Regions from separate parts of the Homo sapiens genome. Here region 2 is linked to region 1. A link is an interaction called in ENCODE POLR2A ChIA-PET data of the cell type or tissue named here. Cell type or tissue: MCF 10A. All regions are shown on one strand. Links, peaks and the distances in the headings refer to the core of each region. The heading gives the core; the rest is flanking DNA.

Region 1 (2,925 bases), core at 188-2,687:
GGGAGCCATCTCACACACCTGGGGGTTGTGGCCTTGTCATCCTCACTCAGGAAATATCACGCAACAGGAGTTGCCCATAGCTACCTTCAGAGACAAAGCCAATGTGGGCGCTTGTAGATAACAGTACAAAAAAAATTATTTTAAATGAGTTTTTAATTAAATGGTCTTAATTTATTGCATCAAGTGACAAAGAGAGATATTTAAAATGGCTCTTTGCAATTGTAACTTTACCTATGAGAACGGGGGAAATAGGGTGACTGCAGGACAGGGGTGGGAGGGAGCAGAAGCTTTTCACTGAATTCCCTTCTGGGTTTTGTATTAATACCATGTGCAAGTATTACCTATCCAGAAATAATAACAGTAAAGTTCCAATTTCAAAAAGAATTTCTTAGATATGTCTTGAAACTAAATTATTATATAGGCAGGAGGCCACTATGGTTCAATCTTGATATACGATAGTGATTAAAATCCTAGTATGAATAGCATACGGATTATGATAAAGATTAAAAATCTGCCTGGGTGTGAATCCACTCTGCCCCTTACCAAATGGTAATGTTAGGCAGCTTACTCTTCTTGAATGAACATATCCTGTGGTAGGAAATGTATGGTAGGCTGTTGTGAGGATTCAGTTAGTTAATATACATACACAATGCTTAGAACAGTCCCTAGCACGTAACAACCAACCAAATAAATGTTAGCTACAATTACTGTACTGTATCACTACTTGTCCATTCTCTTTGAGCTATTTATACCAATAAAGTGGAGAAATTAAGATATAGCTATTTATGTAATTCTTAGCTACTGTAAATCCAGTTCAATCTTTTGTTTACTGAAAAATAAACATTACAACAGTCAAAAGGAGATAAGCTAAAGAGTGGACTCACTAAAAGAACAAAATTACCAGTCAAGTTGAGGCATAAGTCATCAATGACACAACGGTCTTGTCTCAAAAGCTGACTAAATTATAGAGATAATTTGGGAGCCATTAAACTGACTTATTATCCCTCTAAGTCGAACATTTCTGTCACCATAATTCCACATCAACTCTGATCATATGGAAATCTTCTCCGTTAACTTAAAAATTCAACCACCACAAAGAGGATCTGTCTCTATTTTTTTCCCTTCGAAATATTAGATTCCCTAAATTAGTGAATTGGTTCACAAGAACTATAGTGCCTCCTGCCTATATAATAATTTTGATAAGGAAAAACCTCTCTGAAACAATATGCTATTTCAGCAAATGTTAAAGACAACTTTTATAAAGCAAATCCCTGTAAGGAGATCTCAGAAGAAGATGACTTCCCAGAGGATTTTATGAAGCACATAAACTGTAAGCGGCACGAGGCTTGTGGGAATATTTAATGAGCTTGCGTCACCCTGCCCACAGCTGCAGTGGGTCTGAGGGTCTGTGCTGCGTTAATCCAGGGGCTTAAGCCAGGTCTGAACAAACCTGTGGAAAAGAAAGGCAAATGGTTCCATTAAAAATATAGGCTGCAAATTGCTGACAAGAATATTGGGCAATTATTAAAATGCAGCAATTACAGATATAATAGAGCCAAGCTAAACAGTTTGATGCCCAAAGGCAAACCACAGCAAGTTTACACCGGATCTTAAAACATCTCTGAGGAAGTCCTGGACAAGTTGAAACTACACACTGCTGTTTGTAACAAAAAGGGAGCTTTTCTTCTTTTAGCTTAAAAGTCTCTCCATAATGTAACTGTTCAAAAAGAAAATAAACTGCAGAAGGTTTTTGTCTAATCTCCCCAGTGTGGTGAAAGATTCCCAAGGCAGAGGAGAAGCAAAAGGGAAGTGTGTCATTCTCATTCAGCTGAACTCCAGTTTTGGCCACAACTTGTACACCTCAGTGCCTTAACACCCGACTTAGGAATCAGTTCCCTGGAATGCTGGATGGACTGAAGGCTTCCGAAAAGTTGTAGCTTTGATAAAACTAACGAAATACAAACTCCTCTTTCTTCTGTGAGGTTCTACCACACTGACTGCAAACATCAGGGACTCCCAATCCTGACTTTTTGACCTCAAAGAATCTCTGGACTTTATGAACTAAATGCTTTCTTTAGAAATATGGGTTCTGGCTGGGCACAGTGGCTCATGCCTGTAATCCCAGCACTTTGGGAGGCCGAGCTGGGCAGAACACCTGAGGTCAGGAGTTCAAGACCAGCCTGGCCAACCTGGCGAAACTCCAGCTCAACCAAAAATACAAAAGTTAGCCAGGCGTGGTGGTACGTGCCTGTAATCCCAGCTACTCGGGAGGCTGAGGCAGGAGAATCACTTGAACCCAGGAGAGGGAAATTGCAATGAGCCGAGATTATGCCACTGCACTCCAGCCTGGACAACAGAGTGAGACTCCATCTCAAAAAAAAAAAAAAAAAGAAAAAAAGAAAGAAAGAAATATAGGTTCTGTCTATGGAGTAGCCATTCCTTTATTCCTTTACTTTCTTAATAAACTTGCTTTCACTTAAAAAAAAAAAAAAAGTAGAAATACCTAATGTAAATGATGAGTTAATGGTTTCAGCAAACCAACATGGCACATGTATACCTAATGTATACCTATGTAACAAACCTGCACATTGTGCACATGTACCCTAGAACTTAAAGTATTTATTTAAAAAAAAAGTAGAAATATAAATAGGGTACTCTGAGATCATGAAAGAGCAATTTGGAATAATAGTCATTTTCCCCACATTTCAAAGCAACATGTTCCATTTAAAAGGTAGGTGAACTTTGATGAACTGAAGAACACTTAGTATTCATCAATGAACATAAGAAAATTCTGAGAACTTGGCCGGGCGCGGTGGCTCACGCCTGTAATCCCAGCACTTTGGGAGGCCGAGGCGGGTGGATCACGAGGTCAGGAGATCGAGACCATCTTGGCTAACATGGTGAAACCCCGTTTCTACTTAAAAT
Region 2 (2,925 bases), core at 235-2,734, 890 kb before region 1:
CATCAGACAAAAAATATCTGTGTTAAGTGTAGAAAGAGTAAACATCATATAAACTTTTGTTTAAGAAAACATATATATATATAAGGTAACCACGATTTTTGTTTTTACCAGTTTAAAAAATAGAAGAGCCCGTCATCTATAGAGGGCACTGCAGGAGACGTCAATATTTAGCACTTCATTATCTTGTGATACTTTTAAGTCATTCAATTTATAGGTGGCTCAGTTTGCAATCATAAATATCAAGAGAAAGTGACTTCCTAGTAATGAGATGTAGGAAATGCTGCCCCCAAAATATGGCACCTTGGCATTTGAGAAAACAGCAGAAGCAGGAAGGTCTCTCTTCTGACTTTCTCATTTTTTTCTCCCCTGAAGTAAGCCATAAAATCTAGGAAAGTCATTCTCTGACTTTCTCTCCCTTCTCTCCTAAAACTTTTATGGGATAGGTGTCCGTATAGATGTGTCACACAGAGATGCCAAGAAGAATCTGAACAAACAGGCTCTGCTAAGTCCACCCCAGTTTATCACCATTAGATCATACCCTTTTGTCCTCTAATCATACTCCTGCATGACTGTCCATCTCTACTAAAAATACAAAAATTAGCTGGGCAAGGTGGTGGGCGCCAGTAATCCCAGGCTGAGGCATGAGAATCATTTGAACTTGGGAGGCAGAGATTGCAGTGGGCCAAGATTGCGCCACTGCACTCCAGCCTGAGGGATACAGCAAGACTCTTGTCTCAAAAAAAAAAGAATTTGAGGGACATTAAGATTTCACGCTGATGATTCTCACATCTCGAGTTATAGATAGGTCTCATATCTAACTGCCACCTGACATTTCTACTCAGAAGTCCTGAGCTACTTAAAGCTTAATACATCTAAAATGTAGCTCTTGTTCTCTCCAAATGTTCTTCTTCACAGTTCCTATCTGTGAATAATACAGCACTACTGCCCAGCTAGAAACATGAGTCATACTTAACTCCTTTCTTATTCTCCTACTCCCACCTCCATTACAATTAACCACCAAAGCTGGTCTCTTTTGCTGTGTAAATCTCTCTCAAATCCAACCACATCTTTCTATCCCCACTTCTACCACTCTCAAGTCAGGCCAGCATGCTCCCCATACTAACTAGTCATCCTGAATCCAATCCAGCTTTCCCTGTGATCTGTTCTCCCCATTTTAATTAGGTTCATTTGCTAAAACAGATAGAATAAAGTCATTTCCTCACATTTAAACTCCTTCAATGGTTTATAAAAACCTCAATAAAATAGCCCAGCCTTACTCTCTCGTCTAATCTCTTGAGACTAGCCACTCCCCACATCCACACCCCACGGTGAGCTCTACATTCAAAACTTACATTTATTTCAGTTCCAGCAATCTTCCCTTTCTGTTACCTCTCATCCTTTGAACATGCTATTTCTTCTGCTAACAGTCCTTCCCCACATTTTTTATCCACATTAATCACCAACAGTTCCTCCAAGTTTCAGTTTAAGTGTCACTTCTGGGAGGCCTTGCCATATTTCCATCCAGTCATTAAATAGACATTTATTAAATGTCTATGAGTAAAGTATTAGCTATATTAAAGTACTGAATATATCTTAAGAAATAAAACAGACATGGCCCTTGCCTTCCAGGAACAGAGACTATCACAGTACTAATGATACTTGATTATAATTACATATTTAGTTATCTTTTCTCCTCAGACTAGTAAAGTGTGATCTAAAACCAACTTAATTACAATCACCAATTCATAAAACATCAGATGAATCAATAAAATATTAAACAAAAATTTACTGAGCCCACGGGCTTCAGCCTAGTTAGAAGACCCTAAAAGTTTCAAATATCTACTTTTTTTTTTTTTTTTTTTGAGACAGAGTCTCGCTCTGTCTCCCAGGCTGGAGCGCAATGGCGCGATCTCGGCTCACTGCAACCTCTGCCTCCTGGGTTCAAGTGATTCTCCTGCCTCAGCCTCCCAAGCAGCTGGGATTACAGGTGCCTGCCACCACACCCAAATAATGCTAATTTTTGCATTTTTAGTAGAGACAGAGTTTCACCACGTTGGCCAGGCTGGTCTTGAACTCCTGACCTCAGGCAATTCACCTGCCTCAGCCTCCCAAAGTGCTGGGATTACAGGTGTGAGCCACCACGCCTGGCCTCAAATATCTACTTTAATGGTCATCTCAAAAGAATAGTAAATCAGAGGTCAGAAGACTTAGGTTCCAATTCTGTTTCTGCAATTATCTACCTGACCTCAAGCCAGTCATTCATTATTTCTGAATCTCTTACCCTTAAGTGTAACATTAGAATAATCAAAATAATGATGAGTATGAAGGCTTTCACAGTATCATTTATTTCTTGGTGTATTCAAAAAAATTAAACTTGTTTAAACAGTTTGAAAAAATAGCACAAGGAAACAGTTCAAATAATAAATTCCTAAGCTGTGGTAAAATGTGAACTTCAGTACATTTAAGAAACTGCCAGTAACTCTGGCAATATGGACATCCAGTTAAATGAAACTGTTTTTACGAAATAATGTCTAGCAACTAAAATAAGAGCTTTAGTTCATGCCCCCTCTGCCCATATTTTCCCAAGGTCAAAATTCTATTCTTTTTTTCAACTCTAAATGATATCTTGCTCTATGAAGCCTTTCCTGACTTCTTCCTTAAAAACGTCCTCCTCAGGCCTACTACTACACTATACTACTCAGACTTGGCAGTATTGTGTTCATCACTTGTACTATAACTAGTTGCATGGTACTGGGAATTCTAATGACTAATGCATCCCTAACATATAGCACAGTGCCTAGAATATTAGATTTCAATAAAGGCTTACTGAATGCCTTGTTTTATTTAGCACTTTTATTTACAGTTTAGACCAATCATAGAAGGCTAAAGTATAGCCATGGCAAAATTCTTTGGTCTGAAGGAGCA

Evidence for each region. ChIA-PET counts read pairs that join two places held together with the same protein. Peaks named below come from ENCODE experiments on the same cell type or tissue, not always from the same donor. Only the 100,000 strongest peaks of a DNase experiment are listed, where the experiment ranks them.
Region 2: POLR2A ChIA-PET joins it to region 1 with 7 read pairs; 2 of 35 experiments call an interaction of 5 or more read pairs at or near these places.

Annotation. Positions count from the first base shown.
Region 1 is chr1:91,862,830-91,865,754 of GRCh38, forward strand. The region is part of intron 1 of TGFBR3 (transforming growth factor beta receptor 3); the gene reads right to left. Among named protein-coding and RNA genes, the nearest start is that of TGFBR3, 22 kb to the right of the region's middle. In MCF 10A, for the core only: no CTCF peak of the experiment used is centred there; a DNase peak (open chromatin) is centred at 1,692.
Region 2 is chr1:90,973,594-90,976,518 of GRCh38, forward strand. All of the region lies in intron 2 of ZNF644 (zinc finger protein 644), which reads right to left. Among named protein-coding and RNA genes, the nearest start is that of ZNF644, 47 kb to the right of the region's middle. RefSeq lists an enhancer at 81-974. In MCF 10A, for the core only: no CTCF peak of the experiment used is centred there; no DNase peak of the experiment used is centred there.